Regions from separate parts of the Mus musculus genome. Here regions 2, 3, 4 and 5 are each linked to region 1. Evidence: chromatin loops called from intact Hi-C (ENCODE). Cell type or tissue: heart. All regions are shown on one strand.

Region 1 (5,000 bases):
CAAGGCTGGGGGAAGGGCACACCTTTCATAGGCAGGTGCCAATGATCTAACTTCCTTCTGCTAGGTCCCATGGCCTAAAGATTACGTCATTTCTCAGTACTGCCACAGATTAGGGATTGCAACACATGGTCCTAAAAGAGATATGAACCTTCCAAAGCCACTTACTTAGATCTACACGGGGCTACACGGACCAACATCATCAGAAAAACAGAAGCCCAGACCACAGGATCTTGCAAAGCAGGGAGGACTGAGAGGAAAGACAGAACGATTAGTTTGTGCTGTTTGATTTTCCTCTTGTTATGGGTGGCGGATAAGGCTCGGTTGGGAGAGAGCTTGCCTAGCATGTGTAAACCCTGGCATTAACTCACGGTTGAGGTTGCCACTTCCCAAGGACCAGTGGGATGGGCAAACAAGCAAACAAAACAAAACAAAACAAAAAACACAGAGGGGAAAAACCTGAAAATGGACCACACAGTAGATGCTGAGGCCGTCCTAGGTGTGCTCCTCACATCTTCCTCCAGGGGAGAGCTTGCTGTGGGTACAAGTGCACAGGCTCCAGCTGTCAATCTACTACTCAACATCCAAGCAGTCATCGCATGGAGGAGCAGCTAAGCCATGCCCACTCCCGCCAGCTGGCGCACATCTGGCCAGGTGTGCCTCACAGCTGTCTGCTTCTCCACCCGTGCGGCTCCACACGCATCGGTCCTCCGAAACACTCAAAAGCCCAGGAGCTGCTGCTGGAAAAGTCCAGAGTGCAGTTAGCGGGGAGACCGGGTGTTGCTTAGTGGGTCAGGATGTGTGTGCCTGGTGCTTGCAGAGGCAAGAGGAGGAAGTTAATGCCTCAGAACTGGAGTTACAGCCAGTTGTGAGCTGCCATGTGGGGTGTGGGAAATTGAACCCTGGTCCTAACTCACAGAGCCAGAGATCTTCAGCCCTCTTACTGCTTCATTAGTACACATTCTCTAGAGGGAAAAAATAAAAACTGGGACAGAAACATCTAAAACATCTGTCAGCCTGATCCGGGCTGTTCATCTGCCTCTCTCCATTGGATTCTACTTCACTTGGGTTCCTCGAGGACCCAGGGCTGCTGGGTCCCCAGAGTACCACTCCCACAGATTTCCCCACGCCATCTTCATTCATGGCTTGCTCTCATCTCTATCCCTTCCCATGCACACAAGAGGGTGACAAGAACTCAGGTGCAGCTCCTGGCTCACCATCTCTGTGAGTGCTGTCACCTGCAGGCTCACAGTGCTCCCTCCCGTCTCCCCACTTTTCTGCCAACATATATGTTTACTTCTGGTGCATTGTATCCTCCCTAGCTGTTCTCCGTTTCTCCTTATTCATTTAGTGTAGACAATCCCATTCCAAGTGCATGGCGATAGTTTTCTAGGAAAGAAATTATTGCCTTGAGCATTAGAAACAAAGAAAGCAGCCTTTCTCACTGCACTTTTAACCTGAATGGAAATGTAAAACAAAAAACAAAAATGAAAACATAACAAAAAATCCATTCATTCATATAAGTGAGCCTCTTTTCTGAATCTAGTACATGAATTTTTGAGGTGTTGTAAAAATATATTTACTTATGAGAGAGAGAGAGAGAGACAGAGAGAGAGAGAGAGAGAGAGAGAGAGATATGGAGGGAGAGAGAGGAGTGCAAGGGGACAGGGACAGGGACAGGAGGGACACATCTTGAGTCTTTGTATTTGGACCAGGTGCATGCAGTACCCAAGTACACCAGAAGAGGGCGACAGATCCCCTGGAACTGGAATTTCAGGACCATGCTGGCCACTTTAAGGCAGGTGTTGGGAACTGAATCCAGGTTCTCTGGAAGAGCAGCACCTGCTCTTAGCACTGGCCCCAGGTTTTCTTGGTTGTTTACTATGAATTTTTTCAAGTGTCTTAGGCAAGAAACCCCCTTTTCACTAAGGTAAAAGAAATAACTTCAGAGATGCTCATGGTCGGGCTGTTACTAGGAGAGTGACAAGGTTGGCAATTGTTTTAAACTCCAGCCAGTGAAGGAGTGAGGGCAGAGGAGCTGGGGACTAAAGCCAGTGTCTGCGTGTGATCTCTGTGTCTACACTGAGGCTTGCCTGAGGATGTGTGGGTTAGAGAGACAGGAAGGACAGACAGTCTAACCTGATTGGTCTCTTTGAAGACTGACAGAGTGGATGAAAGGGACACCTCTCTCCACCCCAGAGACCCTGATTCTTATTTCTTTTCTTGCTGTCTCTTGGACGACATGCTATGGTACAGCTTCTAAAATTAAAGTTAGCCAGACATGGTGGCTCACATCTTCAATCTCTGCACTCAGGAGGCAGAGGCAGGTGGATTGCTATGAGTTTGAAGCCAGCCTGGTCTGTATAGTGAGTTCCAGGATAGCCAAGGCTATGTAGAACCTGCTGAAAGGAAGAAAGAAAGAAAGAAAGAAAGAAAGAAAGAAAGAAAGAAAGAAAGAAAGAAAGAAAGAAAGAGGAAGAGAGAAAGAGAGAGAGAAAAGAAAAAAGTTTGATTCTGAGAATCCAATAAATCCTAAAAAAAAAAAAAAGAAGTGACACTACTTTTGACTTTAATATAAATTTATAAATTTAAATTTAGTAATAGAGAGGTGTGGCCAAAGGAAGGAAGCTCAAGTGCTAATACCATCATGCAGCTGTATCTGGTTTGTAAAAGTCAGGAAAGATTGTGTAAAAGGCCTAATGCATATAATAATAATAATAATTTATTATTATTTATTTATTAAGTCCTGAAAAAGAAATCCCATAGCAACCCACAGAGGCCAGAAGAGGGCATCAGATTTCCTAGAACTGGAGTTACAGATGACTGTGAGCCACCCAAAGTCATTGTTAGTATTGTCCAGAATATTAACAATTTGCTTAGGAAGGAAATCATTACTAAAAAATCTATGTATCTGTATCTAATGTTAAATTTCGTAGTTTGATCACGTTTTAAAACCGTATGCCCCCAGAGAATGTTTTATGTAAACAACATTTTAAGGTTTTATGAAACATTTAGTAGATCCAAAGATATCATTTTAGTAGATTTTAAGATGGTAAGAGCATCTCAGTTTATGAGTATGTATTTATCAGGACTTTCAAAACATCCAAAACCATGTGCGTTAGCACATATGCACATGCGCATTTAAAAAGTACAATTGTTAACGCTGTTTAGGCATTTGCCCTTCATTTAGGATGCTTTCTGTGTGTGATCTGTGCACTGGTATACGTACGGGCCACAATCCGGACGAAGGAACAGCGCCGGGAGATAATAGCAATATTTCCCACATATTGTTCTTTCCTCTAAGAAATGTTTACTTATGTAGTTAGTAAAGCTGCCGGGCTTTTTCTTGTTTATCTAGCCGTTCGCTTGGGCGTCGCTCTCTCGAGTCCCCGCATTTCTTCCTAGCGGACTGGGAACCAGAGCTGGCGCCTGAGTGCCTGCCGGGTCCTGGTCATCCCGGACCCGCCGCCCTGGTCCCGGTGCTCCCCCGGTCGGTCGGTCTCCGTCATCCCGGACCCGCTGCCCTGGTCCCGGTGCTCCCCCGGTCGGTCGGTCTCCGTCATCCCGGACCCGCTGCCCTGGTCCCGGTGCTCCCCCGGTCGGTCGGTCTCCGTCATCCCAGACCAGCCGCCCTGGTCCTGGTGCCCGCCCGGTCTGTCCCCGTCCTCGCTAACCGTCCTGCCTGATCCCCCTCACTCCTGCCTGACCGCTCCAGGCCCTCCGTGGAGGCGGCCGCCATCTTACAGGGCGGGGCCCGCAGCCGTGCATGGCTGTCAATTGGGTCCCCGGTCCCACGGTCCCCGGGAAGCTCCCGGTTCACAAGCATCCCTCAGTTCCCCTCCGGCGTCCCCTCTCCCGTGAGTGTTCACCCAGCACTGTGTGCTCCGAGGGTCACCGCGAGAGACGGAGGAGGAAGAGCCAAATGTCTGTCGCCGAATGTCAGCTTGGCATCCTCCCGGACGCCGTTCCTGTCGGAGCTGCGGCATTCCGAACTCCTCTTCTGCTCAGACGAGCGACAGCGCTCTGTTCCGAACCTCAGAGCCCAGGAGCGAGCCGGTGAAGCGAGGCCTTTAGCGACACAGAGTCGCAAGCTTGCTGTGACCTCGTGGCGCAATGGTAGCGCGTCTGACTCCAGATCAGAAGGTTGCGTGTTCAAGTCACGTCGGGGTCAAGTTAGGTTTTTTTTCACCGTCAACCACGACAGAATAGAGTAAGTACCAAGTCATAAAGAAGAAATGAGATCAGTATCGGATCAAATCGCCTTTCTCACGCCATATAAGACAGCCCTCTTTTTTCCCTTTCTTGAGACTACGAATACCCGAATGCTCGCTCGAGAAAGCGATGACTTGTGATGACCTACAGGAGGTGCTAGCAGAATCAAGGGGAAGGTGCGCTGACTCAGCCTCTAACGCCCTGGTTCGACCCTCGGATTCCACCCATGTTCCCTCCAGTTACCCGGGCTTGTGTGAGCAATCAACACAGAGCTTTGTGCTTTAATATAGATCTCTCCTTGTTTGCCTTGAACTTACTTTTCTCAGCTCCCTCCTCTAAACGGCTCTTGGACTGGAGATGACTGTCTCTCTGGTGGTCGTATCTTCAACATCTGTAGCCCATTCTCACATTTTGTTAATAGCTTTGTTTTAAATCTTCTAACACCCCCCACACCCCCCGGGTAGCCTGATGTAGAAAATTAAAGCAGGTTGCACCAAAATTATGAACAGGAAACTCAAGTTGAGTTTTTTTGTTTTGCTTTGTTTTGTTGTTTTTAATTTAAAATGCTTGGACCAGCAACAGGGACTAGAACTGCCTAAGAATTTTTAAAACTTTTGAAATGCAGGCTATCTTAATTAGGATTCCTATTGCTGGGAAGAAACACTATGACCCAAAGCTACTTGGGGAGAAAAGGGTTTATTTCACTCACAATTCCATATTAACAGTTCATCATCACAAGAAGTCGGGGCAGGAACCCACGCAGGGCAGGGACCTGGAGGGAACTGATGCAG
Region 2 (5,000 bases), 310 kb after region 1:
TGGGAGGCAGAGAGAGGTGGATCTCTGTGAGTTTGAGTCCAGCCTGGTCTATGAGTTCCAGGACAGCCAAGACTACATGGAGAAACCTTGTCTCAGAAAAACCAACCAACCAACCAAAAGCAAGAAAATGTCCCCTATATCTCTGTCTTCCCTTGCATTAATTTTTAATGAATCTTTTCAATATATATGTATTCTGGTCTGGAAAATACTTCTACTCTCAAGCCTTTACTCACCCCATTGCTCCTGCCACACCTTGATGCCCCATAGAGAACTCTCTCCTTGACTCCCTTGGCCTCTTTATCCTGGAGATTGGTTGTTGATCCAGCCATGGGCATGAAGGCTTCATGTTAGGGTTGTGCTCCAGTGAGACCAAAACCTATGAGCTAAGGTGTGCCTTGCTGGAGGCCTTACTGAAGGCTCATTTGCAACTGAAAGACACTGGCTGAGGCTAGTCTGTGGCAGATTCAGAGGAGGAGAACGGCCATAGGTCCACAGGAGTCACCTCACCATCCTAGGAGCACCCCCACATGGGATATGACTGACAGTAGTGCCTTGTTCAGGTTGGATCCATGCATGTTGTAAGGATGTCTTCTGTCTTCGCTCTCAACCACCTTGCTGGTCCCAGTATTGGCTGCCACCCTGGAGCAGGTCAGATTGGCGCATGCACCTAGCTGTATTTAATGACTGAGTGATTCCTAGCTAGTTTGGGTTTGAGAAGTTTCTCCTTTAAGTTTAAGTCTACCCCAGCTGACAAAGATTTTGGCTGTGCAGTAAAACAATGAATGGTCAGGGTAACCTGGCCTTCCTGACTCCCACGGTCTCCATGTGTAGACTTGCACATGATTTCAATCTGGCCTGTCTAACACAAAGGGGAAAGGGATGCTCAGCTTAGAGCACACCTCAGTTGTGTCAGTATGGTGAGACTTACTGACTGGCCCTGTCAATCAGCGAGGTCACCTGCTTTCAGAAGCACCTAAATGATGGAATTCTGACCTCTATGACTGGTCCTGGCACATAATCTCAAAAACTGGTCTAAATTTGATCCCTAGACTTACAAAGCGCGTGCACACACACACACACACACACAGAGCGACCATTTTGTTTTACTTCCTAATAGATCAAGAATTCTGGCAACCTCAGACACATTGAGCTGTGATCATCCTGTAATTAAACCTTTATGTGGGTAACTTAGGAAGGACTCTGGGTTGCCTTCGTAGTCTATATACTTCATGGCTCCTCCTACCCCCCCCCCCCCAGCTTTCCACTGTGATTGGACACCATATGCGGCTCATATGACACCCTTGGTGACCTTTCCTTTCTGTGCACCCAGCCTTTACTCAAACACTGGCTTCTCTGCCTCCAGGTAGCTCTGCTCTCGCCTCCCTCTTGGCTTCTCCTGCCCCAGCCCCTTACTGCTCTCTACATGCAGGGTTCTCTCTCGGAGCTGCATTATCCCCACATACTCACTCAGGAACTTCACATAGGGAACCTGGAATAATGACTATGCCCTCTCCCGCAGAGAACACCCTTTGCCTCCATGGGTGGCTAATGGGTGGCACCACCAAATGCATGTCCCTTTCCCATGTCTGACCTGTCTCAAGTACAACCCAGAGGAGGGTTGTTTATTCAGTATTTTCCACCACCTTCATTAAGGACCCGTTGAGGCTTTTGACCTAACATGGAAAAGTAGATATATAATCCTAACTGCCTGCTGCACACGTGACAGGTCTCAATCTGGTCTTTAGCACACAGCTGGGCTGATAAAGTTAATATTCATAAGTTAGCCGCCAGGCCGGGCTCCATTGGGATGCTAATACAGAGCCTGTATGATCATAGCAGGAGACAATGAGGTGAGGTTCCATCAAGACCGTTCAAGGGAACGAAAGAAGGCTGCAGACAAATCCACTAACTATGACTGGTGATGGGCGATAACACGGAGTCTCTGAGAACCCTGCCTTCTTGGATAGCTAAAAGCCTGAGCAAGTATCCAAAGGAGACCCTGGGCGTCGGGAAGGCCAAGCCATTTTGACTGTATTACAGACTGCCCTTCCTGGCACTGACACTAAGCAAAAGCTTTGAGACTAGACCGAAGTCTCCAGAATCCCTTGCCAACTTTACTGCACAAACTCTTCATGGTCTTCAGAAAATGAGAGACAAAAGTGTCCAGTTGGAAAAAAGCTGAAAAACCGAAGCAAGGATTGTAGGTCGGCACACTGGTATTAACAACCGACCAGTCCCTGACTGGCCCAGGCAATCCTCTAGCGCCACCTAGTGGCACTCTGGTTCAGTCCCGATGTAGAAGAGAGTTCCACGGAAGCTGTCTGCACGCAGTGAAGGAAAACGAGGAACGTGGCCCAGTACGAAATCCCAAAGTTTCTCGCAAGATTATGAGATTGGCTTTTTGTTTGTTTGGGTAGTTTTGAAAGGGGGATATCGTGGCACAACTGCATGTTCTCACGTGTGAACACTGTAGATAGCAATTTCTTGTAATGTCAAAGGTTAGACATGATTAGAGGAAACAAACCCAGCCCCCGGTAGAAGGGCTTTGCTGCCATTGTGACCCAGGGCATGTCAGCCATGTGTGCTCGAAACTACCCTGGAGCAAATTTCCAGTCAGCAAAATGGGTTCCCAGAAGGGAGAAAATGTCCTTCTCTTGTTCCTGTGGGAAGGCCAACTTTTGGCTCAACACCTCATTGTTAGAATAGACCTTGAACAAAGTCTGCCAGACCATGCCCAAGTCCTTATGCTGAAACTCCGGCTACTCCCCGCTGTGAATGTGAAGCCTGGATTGCACTGGAGGCCCCAAGATGTTGGAGGTGCCAAAGCTGAAGGCTGCTAAGAAAAACTGCATATACGAAGTAGAAGTATGTTCTAGACAGTACAGTTGGGTGGAGAGAGCCGTCTAAGCCCTTCTACACTGAGTGTGGGGCCATAGGATTTGGTGTTTGCCCTGCTGGCATCTGGTCTTGCTCTAGTCCAGTATTCCCTCACTGTGGCCCCATTTCTCCCTCTTAGAATGGCATTCTAAGTTGGAAGTATGTAATTTGCTTTCTGATTTTGCAGAGGGTTACAAATAATTTAGAGACTGCCTGGCATCTCAGAATAAGCTTTGGACTTTTAAACAGTGTTAAGACTGTGAAAGACTGTAAAGTTTAGATAAATAAATTTTGTATTACAATATGTTCATGACCCCATGAGAGCCAAAGAATGGAATGTGATGGTTTGAGTAAGAATGCTCCCCACAGCTTTTTGGATGGGAATAGCGCGAGGACAGATGTAATTACTAGTGTCTCCCGGTTTCAATGGTCGATCCGTCAGGATTCGCCACAGGAGGATTTAGATTTAATAAGGCTTACAGACTAGGATTTTAGTTGCTGCACAGCGATTGAGTTACCATTGTTTTGGGGGGGGTGGAGGGTAGGAGAATGTTCCCCCCTACACAGGCTTTTGCATTTGAATATTTCCTTTGTAGTTGGTGACACCGTTAGGAAATGTGGCCTCTTGGGGGACATACGCCACTGGAGCTGTACTTTGCTAGTTGCTCTCTGCTTTGTGTCAAGCTGTGAGGTCACAGCTTGCTGTTCCAGCCACTGTGTCTGCCTGCTGACATGCCTCCACACAGTGATGGGGATGGACAGACGCTTATCCCTCCAGAAGTGTGGGCCCACATTAATCCTTTGAAAAGTTGCTTTGGATGCAGTGTTTTATCACAGCAACAGGAAAGTAACTAAAATAGGGCACGGAGGTCCTTGTATTCAACTTTAAGCTCAGCCCTTGGGAAGCAGAGGCGGGGCAGGGGCAGGGGCAGGGGCAGTGGCAGGTGTGGGAAGCCACATGTGCCGTTGCAGAGTGACGCTGGCTACTGCTGGCCACCACGCATAAGTTTGGGCAAACAACCAATGTGTACATATGCAGTAAAGTTTTTTGCCAAGATACTGCCTGGCCCGGGCATGATAATGAGGTTCTGTGAGGTACTGAGAGAATAACCAATCAGATGTGAGACATGCAAATGAGGTATGTTAATGAGGTTCTGTGAGGTACCGAGAGAGAATAACCAATCAGATGAGGAACATGCAAATAAGGTAGAATGCATAACCAATCCGGGTGTAAGACACGCCTCTGCAATCAAGCTCTCCCAATAAACATGTGCAGAAGGCTCCTGTTGCAGCATTGAGTCAGACGCAAGAGGCAGAGGCAGGGGCAGGGGCAGGGGCAGGGGCAGGGGCAGGAACAGGGGCAGAGCAGAGGCAGGTGGATCTCTGAGAGTTCAAACCCAGCCTGGATTACTTAGTAAGTTCCAGTTTAACCAGAAGTACACAGTGAGACACTGTCTGAGAGAGAGATGGGGGTGGGGGGAGGAAGAGGAAGGGGAGGAGGAAAAAGAACAGGAAGAAGGGAAAGAAAGAGGAGAGGAGAGGAGAGGAGAGGAGAGGATTTATTTGGCTAACAGGTTACAGTACAGTATAAAGAAAAGTTTCAAGGCAGGAGCTTAAAACAGAAGCCAGTGGGGAATGCTGCTCACTGGCTTATTTCCAGGCTCACATTCCTCTGCCTTTTTTACACAGCCCAGGCCCACCTGCCCAAGTATGGCACCACCCACAGAGTGCTGGGCCTTCCTAGTCAATTAGCAATTAAAAAAAATGCCTCTCAGATATTGCCATAGGCCAGTGTAGTCTAGTAAGTTTCTCAGTTGAGGTTCCTACTTCCCAGGTGTCTCTTTGTATCTGATTGACAGCTGAAGCCATGACCGTGGGTTACCCAAAACTAAGGATGTATGAAAAATGTCTTATAAAAACCCTCTGGTTAGCAAGCTCATTTCAAAATATAACTTTGAAAAACTTTGACGGGAATTACCCTTTGAGGCAGACAGTGCTACTCCCAGAAGATGTGGTTTATCAACCAAAATCACAGTGCCAGGCATGAGATACTCCTGAGGAGTGACCGGCATGAAGGCTCCAGAAGTCTCTACAACCACACTGGCTATTACCATTGTCCTTAG
Region 3 (5,000 bases), 310 kb before region 1:
CTACACACACGCACATGCACACACACACACACACACACACACACACACACACACACACACACATTAAAAAAATGAGAGGCATGTGACCAGGAAGATGCAGCAGCAGATCTGAATGGTGAGTTTGGACTACATGTTCCAAGTAATGATAACTGTACGGGATTCTGATGCTGAAGGATTGATGCAAGGTGGACCTGTTAAAGAAACAAGGGACAAAGAGGACTGTTTTAGAGTACACTCGGTCCTATCAGGCCAGGCTGAGTCAAAATGGTGTCAATCATAGGGCTAGAAAGAAGGCCCAGTGGGTAAGAGCACTGGCTGCTCTTCCATGAGACCTGGGTTCAACTCCCAGCCACATGGTGGATGACAACCGTCTACAGCTCCAGTTCCAGAGGACCTGACACCATCTTCTGGGTTCTGATGGCCCCAGACAGGAACATGGTGCAAGACACACATACAGGCAAAAAACACCTACACACATAAAATAACAATAGCAATTCTAAAAAGCAAAGTGGAGACAGTCACACTGACGTTCCACTTCCCCAGTGTGAAAACAGCTTCTTCCATGACGCTCCAAAGTATCAGAAGGAAGAGGCTCTGCTGCCTGTGAAATAGGCCAGTTTCCATCTGAATGGTAGATACAGTTTCCCCTGCTTTGTCCCTTGCACCAAAAACGTAAAGGATCCCAAGGTTCCTGCTCCTGCCCTGCCTTGAAAGGACAGTCACCCTGGAGTTGACAACTTAGAGGTTTTGTTGCCTTTTTTGTTGCTGTTGTTGTTGTTGTTGTTGTTTGTTTTTGTTTTTAGCCATCTGTAAAACCAACCCCTCTTGCTTGACCAATAGGAATTCTGCCTTAGGAAAGCAATACAGCCCAACTCTGAAACAGGAAATAAACTGGAGGCAGGTTAACTGTATATTTTCCTGGCTGAATAATATTCCATTGTGTGGATATGCCTGTTTTGTTTCTTCATCAGTTGCTGGACTTTGAGTTGTTACTACTTTGGGCTATTTTGGAAAATGCTATTTGTGAATATTCTCTCTCTCTCTCTCTCTCTCTGTGTGTGTGTGTGTGTGTGTGTGTGTGTGTGTGTGTGTGTGTGTGTTCATGTTTTCTCTTTGCGGGTCACATGCATTGCAATGCTCAGAGTACACAGGGACTGTCAGGCATTTGCCAGAGGCAGAAGCATCTTCCATTCAATGCACTTCCTGCCTTTTTCTTTTTCTGCAGTCGGCTTGTCGAGCCAACAAGAACACAGTGAGCGGCTACTTCCTGGCGGGCCGGGACATGGCTTGGTGGCCGGTGAGTTCACCCACCTTCTAGCCTCTCCTTTGTCCACAGGCTGACTTCATCAGGATCTGTATCCCTGAGGACTCTTTATGTCCCCCCAAGGTCTCTTTATGTGCTTCAATCAAGGTCCCTGTCTAATACCACCAGCCCAATGGGATAAGCCTGGGCTGGAAGAGACCCCCAAGTTGCCTGTGTAGGGACAAACTGCTATAAGTTCTGTAAAGGGCTTTGGAGTCTGAAAAACTCTGGGGTTTTTTGTTTGTTTGTTTTTTGTTTGTTTGTGCGTTTTTGGTTTTTATTTTGGCCTTGTGGCTTACCTATGGGTACCCCAACTTGTACACCTGAGCCTGGGATCCTTATATGTGAACAGGGTATGTTCTCCTTTTAGACCTGCCAGGTTGGAGGAGGTGTTTCTGGTCTAGGTGGAGCTGATGTAATGGGCTCACAGTGATCACTTTTTCTTCCCCCCTGCAGATCGGAGCCTCACTCTTTGCAAGCAGCGAGGGCTCTGGCCTCTTCGTAGGATTGGCCGGCTCGGGTGCTGCCGGAGGCCTGGCTGTGGCTGGCTTTGAGTGGAATGTGAGCCTTGGAGAATGGGCACAGCCCGTGGGAGGGCTGAGGTAGAGGGTGAAGCCACACTCACTGGTCCCTGGATGAGGGGGCTCCCAGCAGTGTGTATCAGTCAGGGCCTGCCAGACTGTGGCACGCAGTATGCCACAGACAGCTGGTCTGTAGATACAGAAGGCTGGGCAGCCCGGCAGTCCAGAGACATCCGTAAGAAGCTCCTAGCTTCTCACAGCAAAGCAGGAGGGGCGTGTGTGTGTGGGGGGGGGGTAGCCTCAGCACTACTCCTCTCTGCCACATCTGGCTGTGTGCCAGGGCAGGGCTATTGAGTGCTGAGCCCACAACCCTCCCATGCCTCTGTCCTCACAGGCCACATATGTGCTTTTGGCTCTGGCATGGGTGTTTGTACCCATCTACATATCTTCAGAGGTGAGTCTCTTCCTGGGGCCATGGCAGAGGCTTGACCCTCACCAAGTCCGGAGGGACAGGACCTCTGGATGGGGCTGGCCCTCCCGATACTCACCTTGTTCCTCTTCTCTTTTGCCTCCCCAGATCGTCACCTTGCCTGAATACATTCAGAAGCGCTTTGGTGGCCAGCGCATCCGCACGTACTTATCTGTCCTGTCCCTGATGCTGTCTGTCTTCACCAAGATATCGGTGAGTTGCCCCCCAGCCTGCGCCTGCGTGGAAACTGTCGGGAGCTGCGGGAGCACAGCATGGGAGGGGCCTTAGAGACTAGCTCATCTGGCAACTTGTGAGTGCACCAGCTAGAGAAACCAGGGAGAGATAGTAACCTGGGCAGAATCTCCTGATGCTGATGCAGGGAAGGTAGGGGGAGGAGATCTGAGCTATTCAAAGTGAGCCACATCTTACCACTAGAGGGAGCCAAAGGCCTCATGATGCCTGCCAGTCCTGCGCTCTAAGTCTAACTGGGCCTTCTACCTGCCTACAGCTTTCTCTTAGGACCTGACCCTGAAGTGTCAGAAGCAGGAAGCTCACTTCCAATCTTAAAGTAGGAGCTCAGGGCCTGTCTGGTCCAAGCACCTGGTTTTACAGATAGGGAACCTGGGGCTGTGGGGGAAGGTCAGTGGGCTTTGGGGGAGGCCCCATAGTTGTAGCAGGCCCAGTAGGGGATGCCTAACCTCCATCAGCAGCAGGCTCCTGAGAGGAGCTGGAGCCTGAGTCAGACACACACTGAGGGAGGCTGCCCAGCCTGGTCCTCTGCTTCCTGTGGAGGTCAGGACCTGGGGAGGTGGACGCTGCCTGTTTCCTACAGCATCAGCAACAGCATACCACAGCCTTTCCTAGATGTTCCCAGAGAGCATGATAGTTTCCCTTCTGTAGGGATTCCTCTCTAGTCTGGAGGGGCCTGGACTTGAGTTGACTGTCCCTCTCCTGTTCATCCTTTTACCCACACCCCCTTCCCACCAATCCTACCTCCCGGAAGCCAGGCAGAGTGGAAAACGCCTGCTTCTGGCCTGTCTAGGACCCATTCTCCAGTGGGAGGTGGATGGATACACAACACAGGCGAGCCAGGTCTTGAATGAGGAAGAGATGGGACTGGGCTTCAGTAGAGAAAAGGATGTGATGGTCAGGGGAGTGCCAAGGAGAGAGAGTGGGCCTCATAAGAGGTGTCTGGGGACCATTGCTAAGGACATTTTCAGGACGGTAATCTCTGAGGTCAGCCACAAGAAGTGGTGGGGACTGGGGCACACTTGTAAACATGTTCTGCCATTCACAAAATCAGCCACATCTGCCTCTGGGACAGAGAAACTGCTCTGCAGGGCAGTGGTGGGACAGGAGACTGCAGCCTTAGGCTATGAGAGGTCAGAGAGCCCCAGAACTGTCGGGTTATCAGCTGGGGGTAGCCAGGGCCAACTTTGCAGAATCTCTCAGCTGAGCTGGGGATGAAGGAACAAGGACATGGGCCGAGTGGGTGGTTCCTTTCCCATCTACGACCTTACACTGGGAGGCTTCAAGTGGGCCACTGGGCAGGACTTCAGAGGGCAGAGGGACGCTCAGTGCATAGGAGGGGCCTTGAGGCAGCTCATCTGCCAACTGCTGAGTCCTTCACCAAGGTTATGGTGGCCAGGCCAAGGTCAGCTAAGATCTCTGTCAGAACCACAATAACCAGGATGTGGCTTCAGACTCTGCCTTATGGGTGACTCCGAGTTAGCAGCTGTAAATGGGGAGCAGTCAGTCAAGGTCCTGCCTCAGCACCAGGCGGCTGCCTGCTGAGACTGAGGGGAAGCGGGAGGAGGCACACTAATTGCTGCGCTTGGTTTGGGAGAGGCTGGGCCCGCCCTGGGTCTTGGCTTCGGAGTGGAGCTATTTGAAGTGCGTGGGCCACACTAGGCCCAGACACAGAGCCCAGGAACGCCCTGCCTGTCTGTACAGCCTGTCCAGGCAGAGGTCACAGGGCCCTCCTGCTGCTGTTATTCAAACTGGAGCACCAGCATGCAGATTTACACGGCAGGTGTGGAAAATCACAGTCCCAGCTCAAAGCCAAGAGTCTGAATGCGGCTCCATCACCGTGGGGCTCTGGGCCAGTCATTTAACCTCTGGAAAGTAGGGAAGTGAGGCATGACACTACCTGCCCCTTAGTATAGGCGAGCTGCAGCCCACAAGGTGATCCATCACACTGCTCCTGCTACCTCACTGGCCTCATCTCTCCCTCTCCCCTAGAGTTGCACACTGCACATCAGCCAACTTGGCCTCCATGCACTTCCATAAACACCAGCATCTCAGGACTCTGCATTTGGCTCCTTCAGTCGCTCTTCTCTGGGGATGCATGCTCTACCTCCGCCTCTCTGGATTCTCAAATCTCTCCTGCTGCCCCTTTCTCCACAGGTCTTACTTACTTATTTACCCCCTTACTTTCTCTCCCTCTTCCTTCTTTCCATTGACATTTCCTGGGACTATGAAAGTTGGCTTAGAAAGTCATAGGTGAGTTTAGTGACTCATCTCTACAATCCCAGCATCTGAGAGACTGAGGCAGGAGGATTGCTATGAGTTCAAGGCCAGCCTGGGTTACAGACTAAGACCCTATCTCAATAAGTCAAGCAGAAAGGATACACTGTCTGCCCATCCTATTTATATTCTCTCTGTTTATATTCCCAGTGCTACTGTGCACCTATCCTGCCCTTAAGAT
Region 4 (5,000 bases), 180 kb after region 1:
GGACCATCCACTGAACTCAGTCTGTTCATTCAAACATTGCGAAGGTCTCTACAAACACCAGGTGAGAGGTTATTTGTCCACCAGTGAAATAAGTTAATTCAAACCAGATTAGATTATATTAAAGGCAGGTTTATTGGGAAGCTGCTCTCAGAGAAGTTCACTGGTCCCCAAGGATTGAAGCCTAGAGAAGGGGAGATAGAGGGGAGAAAAAGAGAAAGGGCATGTGTACAGAGAAGAGAGGAGAGGAGAGGAGAGGAGAGGAGAGGAGAGGAGAGGAGAGGAGAGGAGAGGAGAGGAGAGGAGGGGAAGAGAGGGGAGGGGAAGGGAGGAGAGGGAGAGGGAGAGGGAGGAAGAGGGAGGCAAGAGAGAGGGGGTGCAAAATGTCTGGAGTACATAAGGAGGGGCCACTGGGAGAAGGGCAGCCCAGCCCCTGAGCTGGAAAATTCAAGGATGGGGACAGTGTATGCAGGTAGGGACTGAAGGATGCTGAAAGAACCTGGAGGCCAGGTCTACTTTGGTACTAAAATATCTACCTCAGTCCCTTGTCCCAGGTGTGAAACCAAACACCAGGGTCTGAGGTTGTCTGTGTGGGACAAGAAGACAGTCCAGTTCTACATGGCTCGGTAGACAGTGTTGATTCAAACATCTAGAGGCTGACAAGGGGCAGTTTATTTTAGGCAATGTTTAAGTACAATACAATTTGCAAATGAAGTTTCCTGGTATAACACAATCCTGTGTGCACAATAAGAAGACATAATTACATCGAAACTCTTCTCAAAGCACATGACACTCCTTCCGTGCAGGTGGGTTCTATACATAGACTGCATATGTTAGGAGCTGGTGTGATCTAGGTCATACAGATGGTGCACAAGTCTCTAGGCTGTTAACCACCTCTGGTCCAGTTTGTAAGGGTCTGGGGCAGCCAGGTGTGGCCTGACCCTACAGAGGTCACCTGGCCTGTTAACCTCCTCCATTCCCAGCCTTCATGAGGGAAACTGGGTTATACATCTCTTCCTTTGAAGAGATAACCCTGCATGTTTAACATGCCTGGTTTTCCAATACCTGGATGTCCCCAACAAAATACTGACTCCACCCAGAACACACCACAGAAACACGGATTATAACACTTGCCAGGATGCATGTGACCTATACAGTCAGCTCTCCAAGACCCACACGAGCACCCGGAGTGACCATGGTAGTGCAGGAGGGACAGACATTTCATAGAAGGGTCCTGCCACGATCACTTCCTGCTGTCCCACCCACAGCTACTGGGTGTTACAATTGGTTGGTGTGAGTAGAAGGCTGAGTATGTATGAGCCCAGATGTGCTGGTGTCTCTTGGTTTGAGACAAAACAAAGGTCATTTTAATGTGAAATAAAATTAAAAGCAAAATTGTAAACTGGAAAATGTTTTCAATGTAGGTAGAAAAGAATTTCATTATTAAATGAGGGTTATAATGATGGGGAAAATTTAAGGTACTAAAATAAGTGAGGAATAGAAACTATTAACAAGAGGAAACCAGAGAACCATCAACACATAAAAACAACTTGGTTTTATAAGCAATAAGGAAAATGCATGTCAGAGCAATTTCTTTACCATTGGGAAAATTGTAGTAAGAGTAAACAAACAGACAAAAATAATAGAAACTGACACTTGTCGGGGTTAAGTCTTGTGTGCTATGAATTCAGAAGCTGGGTTCTGTGGCCCTGTTCAGACTGCAGCCTGGTCTTGGGGCACAGTGTTAGCCTGTCCCTGATTGCTTAATAAAAGGCTGGACCCTATGACTGGGCAGAGAGGACAGGAAGGCAGAACTTAGGATCAAGTGACAGGTCTCGAGAGAGACCACAAGGTAAGAGAAGGAGAGAGAGTTGCGAAGAAGGTCCCCATGACGCAGGATGGACCATGAATGAATGGCTAGGAGAACACATATCAAACAGAGCAAGCAGTTAACACAGGACCTTGCTTGGGGTGTAAGTTAGAATAGCTCAGAACCTGCCCAGTCTAGGATTGTAGCTTGGTATTAGAAATTATTTTCTGTGTCTCTTATTTGGGAGCTAAATGGGAAAGGGTGGGACAGAAAACCTGCAATAAAAATATTTTTACTCTCAGTGCTAGTGAACTTTTGCTGCTGGGTAAGAGTCACTACAGTTTGACATTGAATTTCAAAAGCCGTTAATCAAGAGACTCTGCTTCCAATAGTACACCATAAGGAAATTACCAGATCAGATTTCCCATAAGAATTCAGGGGAGTGTCACGAAGTCCTCATAAGACAGGAAGTACTAGGTACACATCCACACAAGAGTCCCAACCACCTTCTAGATAAAGGAGCTCAGAGGTTGACCAGCCTGAAGCTGGGCAGGAGAGCAGGTCCTCCTGCCCCTCCTTTGAAAAGGAACTTCACCAGAACCCGCACGTTTCTGAACAGGATATTAAAAACTCAAGCTTGGTGGCTTCCAGATGCAGGAGCCAGAAGGCAGAGCCCAAGAGACAGCTTTGTGGTTAGGGAGTTGAAATCTAGAGTGATGTTTAGTTTGTAAAACAACACAACACAAAACAAATCAACATCCCCCAATGAGACCTCTTATCTTATATAATTAAAAAGTAATCAAATGATGTGTACGTGGTCTATGAACAAGGCAGCCTAGCAAGAGGACGTTTCCGTAAGCTACTGGCTGTGGGCTCGGATGCCGGCGTCCTTCTGGAGCTGGTGCATACCTCATTTCCTCAAAATCGGCTAATAAGCGGGACCTTTTTATGATCACTTTCCCCATAAAAATTGTCCTCTGTCTGCCCCTGCTGGTTATAGAGGGAGCAGCATGCTGCTGTTGCATGGTGCTTTTTTTCCCCACCCACTTTAGGTCACCCAGCCAGATGCCTGCTCGACCAGATGCACATGGAAGGCTCAGAACAACGCATTATTTAACCAGTCTCAGTCTGGGATCAGGGAGAATAATTAAGAGGGGGTAAGGGAGGGAGGAAGCCAGACAGTAAGGAGGGTTGGGTCCTGGATCCACTGGAGCAGTGAAGGAGTGGACAGCAGAATCCAAAGACACAGTTCCAGAGGAGATGAAGAGATAAGCAAAACAAGAGATAAAGAGACATCACACCCTTCCCATCGTGCCACGCCCAATTCCAAAAAAAAAAAAAAAATGCTCCAGGGGTGTTTGTACGCAGGAGACCTGGGTGGTTCCCTTTCTTTCCCTTCACCAGAGATGGTCTCCAACCTGTGCACTAAATAATAAATCTCAGTTGGCAGAGTGCTTACATGGAAGCAGAAGCCGAGGTTCAGTCCCCAGCACTGCATCAATAAGGCCTGGTGGTACTGAAAGAAAGATGAAATTTCAAGATCTGTAAGTCATATAAACTACTCAGAAATTGCTGGTTGTTTGTGAGCCTAGAGGCTGCCTGGGGCTGAGAAAAAAGAAAAACAAACCCGGGTATGCCCCTTAGTTAAAACATTCCCGGGAACAGCTTAACCTTAAAGATAAAGGGGAATGTGAAGACATAGCAGGGCTATCTAAACTGAGTCAACAACTCACAGAACTCTGACACCCTGCACGTACATGTAATTTTTCTGCTGATGTTTGAATAAGCCAATAGTGTGTTGCTATGCTGAATTCCATACCCCTAAGCCCCTTACCCCATAAAAACCCCTAGCTTTCGAGCCTTGTGGCCGACATCTGTTATCTCCTGTGTGGGATGCATGTCAGTCCGGAAGCTCCGTAATTAAATGACCTCATGTAATTACATCAAGGCGATCTGTTCTGTTCGTGATTCTTGGGTGCACCCCGGATCAGGAATTGAGTGGGGGTTTCCCCACTTGGTCTGGCAGTACATCCATCCCCGTGAGTCTAGCCACTGGGAGACAGGAGAGGAGCTGAAGCTCAAGGCCACCCTTGGCTACAAAGTGAGTTTGAAGCCAGCTTGGGATACAGACGAGCTTGTCTCAAAGGCAACAAAATAACCACAACATAGTAAATCTAACAACTAAAACCACTCTGCAAGAGGGAAGGGAAGAGGTCTTATTGTCACTGTGATTGTTGCCACCAGACATGGCCTTCTGGCTCCACGGCCGCATTTATGATTTTATCTGTTAATCCCATCAAGGGAGAATAAAATCACTACCACAATTTTTGAGCTAAATTTGAAGTAAGATTTTTTTCTTTTTTCTTTTTTTTTTAATTAGGTATTTTCTTCATTTACATTTCCAATGCTATCCCAAAAGTCCCCCATACCCTCCCCCCCACTTCCCTACCCACCCATTCCCACATCTTGGCCCTGGCGTTCCCCTGTACTGAGGCATATAAAGTTTGCAAGACCAATGGGCCTCTCTTTCCACTGATGGCCAACTAGGCCATCTTCTGATACATATGCAGCTAGATACATGAGCTCTGGGGGTACTGGTTAGTTCATATTGTTGTTCCACCTATAGGGTTGCAGATCCCTTTAGCTCCTTGGGTACTTTCTCTAGCTCCTCCATTGGGGGCCCTGTGATCCATCCAATAGCTGACTGTGAGCATCCACTTCTGTGTTTGCTAGGCCCCGGCATAGCCTCACAAGACACAGGTATATCAGGGTCCTTTCAGCAAAATCTTGCTAGTGTATGCAATGGTGTCAGGGTTTGGAAGCTGATTATGGAATGGATCCCCGGATATGGCTGTCTCTAGATGGTCCATCCTTTTGTCTCAGCTCCAAACTTTGTCTCTGTAACTCCTTCCATGGGTGTTTTATTCCCAATTCTAAGAAGGTGCAAAGTGTCCACACTTTGGTCTTCGTTCTTCTTGAGTTTCATGTGTTTTGCAAATTGTATCTTGTATCTTGGGTGTTCTAAGTTTCTGGGCTAATATCCACTTATCAGTGAGTACATATCATGTGAGTTCTTTTGTGATTGGGTTACCTCACTCAGGATGATGCCCTCCAGGTCTATCCATTTGCCTAGGAATTTCATAAATTCATTCTTTTTAATAGCTGAGTAGTACTCCATTGTGTAAATGTACCA
Region 5 (5,000 bases), 60 kb after region 1:
GGAAAGGTCCATTTCTATTCTCCTCATCCTGAGTCAGCCAGTCCTTAGTCACAGGACATAATATCCAGGACCTCTGAGGCACAGGGAAACATCTTGTATGTAGATCTTGCCCTGTTCCTCTAATGAGGTCTCACAGTGCTGGGAGCCCTCTACTGGGGGCCTTGGAGTACCGAGGCCTTCCTCCTCTAGTATCTTGGGGAGTTCGAGGTGAGTCACGGAAGTCCCATGTTAGGATGCTTGGGACTGGACATACAACTTGCTAGAACAGCACCCTGTGTTCTCAGCACAAAGGGCAAGGCTGGGGTGGCCTCCTTGTCACCTTTGTCCCAGTCTTCAGCCTCTGCTCCCCATTTATCACCTGTGTACCTCACACATCTCTGCAGAGGACCGTGTAGAGAGATGTAGCGCGGAGGATTGTGGGGCAGACTCCTCTGTATAACCTTGCTGTGTTTGGAGCAAAGAGCTGAACCCACGCGCTCTGAAATTACCAGAGCTCATCTTAGGAGAAAAAAAAAAAAAGTAGGGAGATAGATAATTATCCAGCTTTGGTTTCTAAAATAATAATTGATAATTCACTGGCTGTGACTAAATGGTTACAGGAAAGCCTAACTGTTGTCTTTGGGGTGAAGGACTGACTGACTTGGGCGTGACTTGTTTGAATCCATCAGTGTGGCAGACTTGGAGGTGATTAGAAGTCATCTGAGGGCTGCTGAGGGCCTCCAGTCTCACGTCTTAACTTGTGTCTTTCCATTTTCTCAAGTTCAATAATATTTTAATTAAAAATATTGGGGTTATCCAAAGATGGAGATCGCCAGAGTTCTGTGGCCATGAAGGTGTGGCTGTTATTTAGCCGAATTTCCGGTGTTGTTCATGGCTTGGATACGCTGACGGCAGGCCAGTGGAAACATCAGAGGAGTCTGGATTTTGAGTAGTATTTTTATTTAACACAATTCCAAATCATATTACGATAACATGCAATCAGTACAAAATACCAAGAAGACATTTTGTAGTCTTTTTTATATTTTTATTAATATTATTTTAATTGACAATATTAATTTAATTGACAAGCACAATTATGAACATTTATGGAGCACAAAGTAATGTTTTGATATAGCAGAGAATGTGGACTATTTAGGCCAAGGTAATTAGCTTATTTATCTCCTTGCGAGGCTATCATTTTATACAGTAAGTGATACATCTGAAATTTACTTAAAAAGAAGTTCTATTATAAGTTTGGCTGTGCTGAAACTCACTATGTAGACTAGGTTGACCTAGAACTCACAGAGAATTCTGCCTCTGCCTCCTGAGTTCAGGGATTCCAGGCATGCACCATCATGTCCAGCTACATCCAACTTTGTTTTGTTGTTATTGTTTTTTTTTTTTTTTAGAGTCTTCCCATGTAGTCCATGCAGGTCTTGAACATGGGATCAGCCTGCCTTAGCCTCCTAAGCGCTGGGATTACAGGTGTGTGTTCCCATGTCCAGCTGAGTTAAAATTTTAGAAAGGAATCTACTTTAAAATATAGATACATCTATATCCCAGGGTCTATATTTGGCCTACTTACTCATTTCATGAAGTGTATCTGTTGTGGGCAAAGTAGAGGGAGCTGGGGATTCTTGGAGGGAAAGAGTGGAGGCCCTGGGGAGGTGAGGGATGTGTGAGACCTGTACTCAGTCATTCTAGTGGCCTCTTAAATAGAAATACAGTAAGGTTGGTTTTATCTTTCCTGTTGCCAGCATTAGAGTGTGCAGCATGTAAGAGGTTCCCCGCAGTGCCTCAGAAGGCTGCAGGTTTTTACAAGCAGACTGATTAATCACAATGGCTATCAATTTCCTGTATGGTTTTTCAAACATGTAAATTATGGCTCTGCCCAGAGAATTCTGGTAAGCATCCTGCATCTTTTAATAGGGATTATGGCATCAGCGAAAATCAAGTCTGTTACTCAAATTACAGCCTGAGCTAGGCAGGTATTTCTGTTAAAAAAAAAAAAAAAAAAAAAGTTTGGAATGAGAGTGTGGTTTCTAGGCAAAACTGGGCATTCGTTTGAAGGAGGAAGCCAGAGGCTTTTCTTACTCCATCCTAGACCTGGCAGGTGGTTACTGATTCACTCCTGAGAGAAGCCTGCTGACCACTCCTGATAAATAAGATGTGAGGGCAGCTAGCACCAAAGAGCAGAGTAAAGATAAGCCTTTGAATTACAACTCAAGGCTTAGCCTCAGCCCTTCTATGGATTTGTATTTGCAAAGTCTGTGTATTCGGATCCCGTTACATAAGGGAATCGCCCCATCCTGTGTCCCGTCCCCCCCCCCGCCCCCCCCCCCCCCGTGTGTCTTGGCAGAAAGTTGAAAGGTAAGCAGAGGAGTAGGAGAGGATCATGGGGGATGAGGGTGGCTCAGGTGTGTCCTGACTGGTCTTGTGTGGAGGCAAAGTCAGGGAATCTGAAGAGCAAGCTATATAGTCAGATAACATGGGGCTCTGGGTTCAGTGAGAGACGCTGCCTCAAGACATAAGGTGGAAAGAAACCCTGCCTCAATATTGTAGTGGAGAACAATTAAGGAAGACAGCTGATGACAGACTCAAGCCTCCCTACACATGCACGTGTGCCTTCCCAAGTATCTACACACATGTAAATTTACAAACATGCATGCATAGGTCATATAGGTAAAAAAAGTTCATCATGAAGCAGTAGTTTTTCAGGAGAAACTATTTCCTTACTACTGGCCCTTTTCTTAATATCCAATTACCATAAGCAGAAAGGGTCCAAATAACTTCCTGAACCTTTTGCTCTGGCATGAATCCCGTCAGGTAGCCTTAGCAACTCTACCTTGCCTGATTGCCTACCAGTACTGACTTAGTGTGGCCATTGTCTCCATGAGCTAAGCTGTCAAATATCGCCCTCTGCAGGCCTGTGGTCAGGCATCATCATCTGCACTACCTGTCAGACCACGTGCTTCCTGGCTTTTATTGCTCGGCTCAATTGGAAACGCGCCTGTCAACAGGTAGGTAACCGTCCTCACTGTTGCCTGGGTCTTTCTGCAGATGCCAAACCAGACCAGATGTGGCAAGCATTCTTTCGTTTTGAGAAGTTTTTTTTTTCTTATGCTATTTTTATGCTTTTTAATTATTATTAGGTTTGTTTTGTTTTAACTGGATTTTGAGGTGAAGGGTTGTGAGACCCTGGCCCCGATCACTCCCCTTTGTTTGCTCAGTGAATAGTAAAACAGAATTCCATTTCTGGTCTCTTGCAGTGAAAAGCCAGTTTCAGGAGAAGAATTGGAACTAGAGATTTTCTCCAAGTTCATCCTAGTACTGTGTGTGTGAGAGAGAGAGTGGGGAGGGAGGGATGGAGGGAAGGGAGGGAGGGAGAGGGAGAGAGAGAGAAAGAGAGAGAAAGAGAGAGAGAGAGAATGCTTCCTCCCCCCCACCTTCCCAGGGTCAACATGAGGTCTGGGAACATGGGGGTAGACAGGGCAGTTGAAGTAAGAAGATGAGAAGGGAGAAGGGAGCATTCCAGCGACCTTGGTTGGTCCCTCTTAGATCTGTCTACTCCCTCCCTACCCAGGAACCTCTTCAGTCTTTAGGAAGTCACAGTGAACCAGAGCAGCTTTGTCTCAGGTGTCAGTCAAGGGACATGGCTTCTCCTAAGCCAAGTGGCCATGCTTAGCAAGGCTCCCTGATGCCACCCGAACTTGAGTTTCGCTGACTTTTCTAGGCTCAAGTACATGCCAATTTGAAGGTAAACGTGGCCCTGAATTCCGCTGTCTCTCACGAGCCTGCTCACCCAGGTAAGCTACAATTTTCTCAGCTCTGGGGCAGACTTGCAATATAGGACTGGAGGGGCATTTGTGGGACACATCTGGATTAGCTTCTGTGAGCTCTCCCTGAAGCAAGGCACTGACGCTTCCGAAACAGATGTCAAGTCGAGTTATACCCACTCTGAGATAAACTGACTTAGAGTTTGTTTGCTTTGATTCCATATATTAACGGACTGTGTTGGAGGGTTTAGGCTTCTTAGGCCCTCTGTTCATCTTGGTACCTCTGCAGGTATTCTATGGGCCTTTCTTTTCTTCTTAAAAGCATATTGAAAGTGTTTGGTCCATATGTAATAATTTTGTTTACTTCTGGGGTACAGTAGACATACCACTGTGTGTATAAAACCAAGTACTTCTGAGGGTAGTAGGGTCTGGCAGATCATATTTATCTTTCCTTTATGCTGGGTTGCAGACATTTCCAATACTTAATGTTTCTATGTGAGGAGCAAGTCTTGGAAGCTGGTTTTCGCATGCTTGTTTTAACGGGGGTCCCTGTGGTCAGCTAAGCATCACTCACTTTAAGTAGGTTCTTGCTTGGACCTTTGCATCATGCAAATTACATTAGGCTGTTTTTTTCTGTCAGTCTGGTCATTCTTCCATATCCCCGGTTCCTTGAACAATTAGTTATTAACCTTTCACTCCCATGAGGGAGGTAGAGTGGCTTCCTTCTACCTTCCTGCAATCTGCGGCTGACACGACAAAGATACACAGGAGAAGAAGAGTATTTAGCTCTGTCTGTAGGTGTGGAGTCCACACACCGTGAGGCTTGGAGGAGGAACAGGGAATTGAAGTTTGTAGAGAAGCATTTGAAGCTGCAGAAGGGAGTGGGGGTGTGGGTCTTCTGAGGGTCTGGGGTGTGGGGGAGGAAATCATGCTGACTTTACTATGCAAAATCTCTCTGATATTAGAAGGTTGTAGGAGCAGCCATTTTCCCTAGACCGTGCTTTTGGGATGTGGCTATGAAGAGTATAAATGCCTTTTGCACAAAGGTGCAGCAGGTAGGCGGGCAGTGGTTTATCATCTCTCTGATTCTGTTCTTAGTGTCTGGTTATCCTTGAGTCACGTGAGGGCTGACCAAAAGCTGTCTGTCTTTACTTAGGACTTCCTTCCACTCTTGTTAGATACTGAGGTCTCACGGGCAGTCTAGGGAAATTTCAGAGGTTGAGATTCCCCAAAGCTCTTACAGAC

Evidence for each region. A loop is a pair of places that touch in the nucleus more often than their neighbours do. Peaks named below come from ENCODE experiments on the same cell type or tissue, not always from the same donor. Only the 100,000 strongest peaks of a DNase experiment are listed, where the experiment ranks them.
Region 2: it touches region 1 in a loop (11-fold over the local background); 23 of 42 quality-filtered maps call a loop at or near these places.
Region 3: it touches region 1 in a loop (6-fold over the local background); 28 of 42 quality-filtered maps call a loop at or near these places.
Region 4: a loop joins it to region 1, with 7 times the contacts of the local background. A loop is called at or near these places in 11 of 42 quality-filtered maps.
Region 5: it touches region 1 in a loop (5-fold over the local background); 22 of 42 quality-filtered maps call a loop at or near these places.

Annotation. Positions count from the first base shown.
Region 1 is chr11:61,407,084-61,412,083 of GRCm38, reverse strand. It overlaps n-TWcca5 (a tRNA gene), which reads left to right and starts at 4,097; the gene lies at 4,097-4,168. In heart, CTCF peaks have their summits at 2,785 (motif pointing right) and 4,332; DNase peaks (open chromatin) are centred at 1,773, 3,733, 4,053, 4,383 and 1 weaker place; H3K4me3 peaks cover 1,895 bases; H3K27ac peaks cover 1,496 bases; H3K27me3 peaks cover 344 bases.
Region 2 is chr11:61,101,762-61,106,761 of GRCm38, reverse strand. No RefSeq gene overlaps it. Among named protein-coding and RNA genes, the nearest start is that of Tnfrsf13b, 22 kb to the left of the region's middle. In heart, no CTCF peak of the experiment used is centred here; a DNase peak (open chromatin) is centred at 2,261; H3K27me3 peaks cover 1,011 bases.
Region 3 is chr11:61,712,542-61,717,541 of GRCm38, reverse strand. Slc5a10 (solute carrier family 5 (sodium/glucose cotransporter), member 10) reads left to right here. Exons shown (of 15, transcript NM_001382268.1): 2 at 1,226-1,297; 3 at 1,760-1,864; 4 at 2,219-2,278; 5 at 2,402-2,506. Among named protein-coding and RNA genes, the nearest start is that of Slc5a10, 4.9 kb to the left of the region's middle. In heart, a CTCF peak has its summit at 2,730 (motif pointing right); a DNase peak (open chromatin) is centred at 2,721; H3K27ac peaks cover 1,448 bases.
Region 4 is chr11:61,229,355-61,234,354 of GRCm38, reverse strand. It overlaps a transcript of Aldh3a2 not described here. Among named protein-coding and RNA genes, the nearest start is that of Aldh3a1, 23 kb to the right of the region's middle. In heart, a CTCF peak has its summit at 2,804; a DNase peak (open chromatin) is centred at 2,814; H3K27me3 peaks cover 282 bases.
Region 5 is chr11:61,347,444-61,352,443 of GRCm38, reverse strand. It overlaps Slc47a1 (solute carrier family 47, member 1), which reads left to right. Exons shown (of 17, transcript NM_026183.5): 15 at 2,905-2,999; 16 at 3,713-3,785. Among named protein-coding and RNA genes, the nearest start is that of Slc47a2, 7.1 kb to the right of the region's middle. In heart, CTCF peaks have their summits at 151 (motif pointing left) and 2,903 (motif pointing left); a DNase peak (open chromatin) is centred at 2,913; H3K27me3 peaks cover 1,535 bases.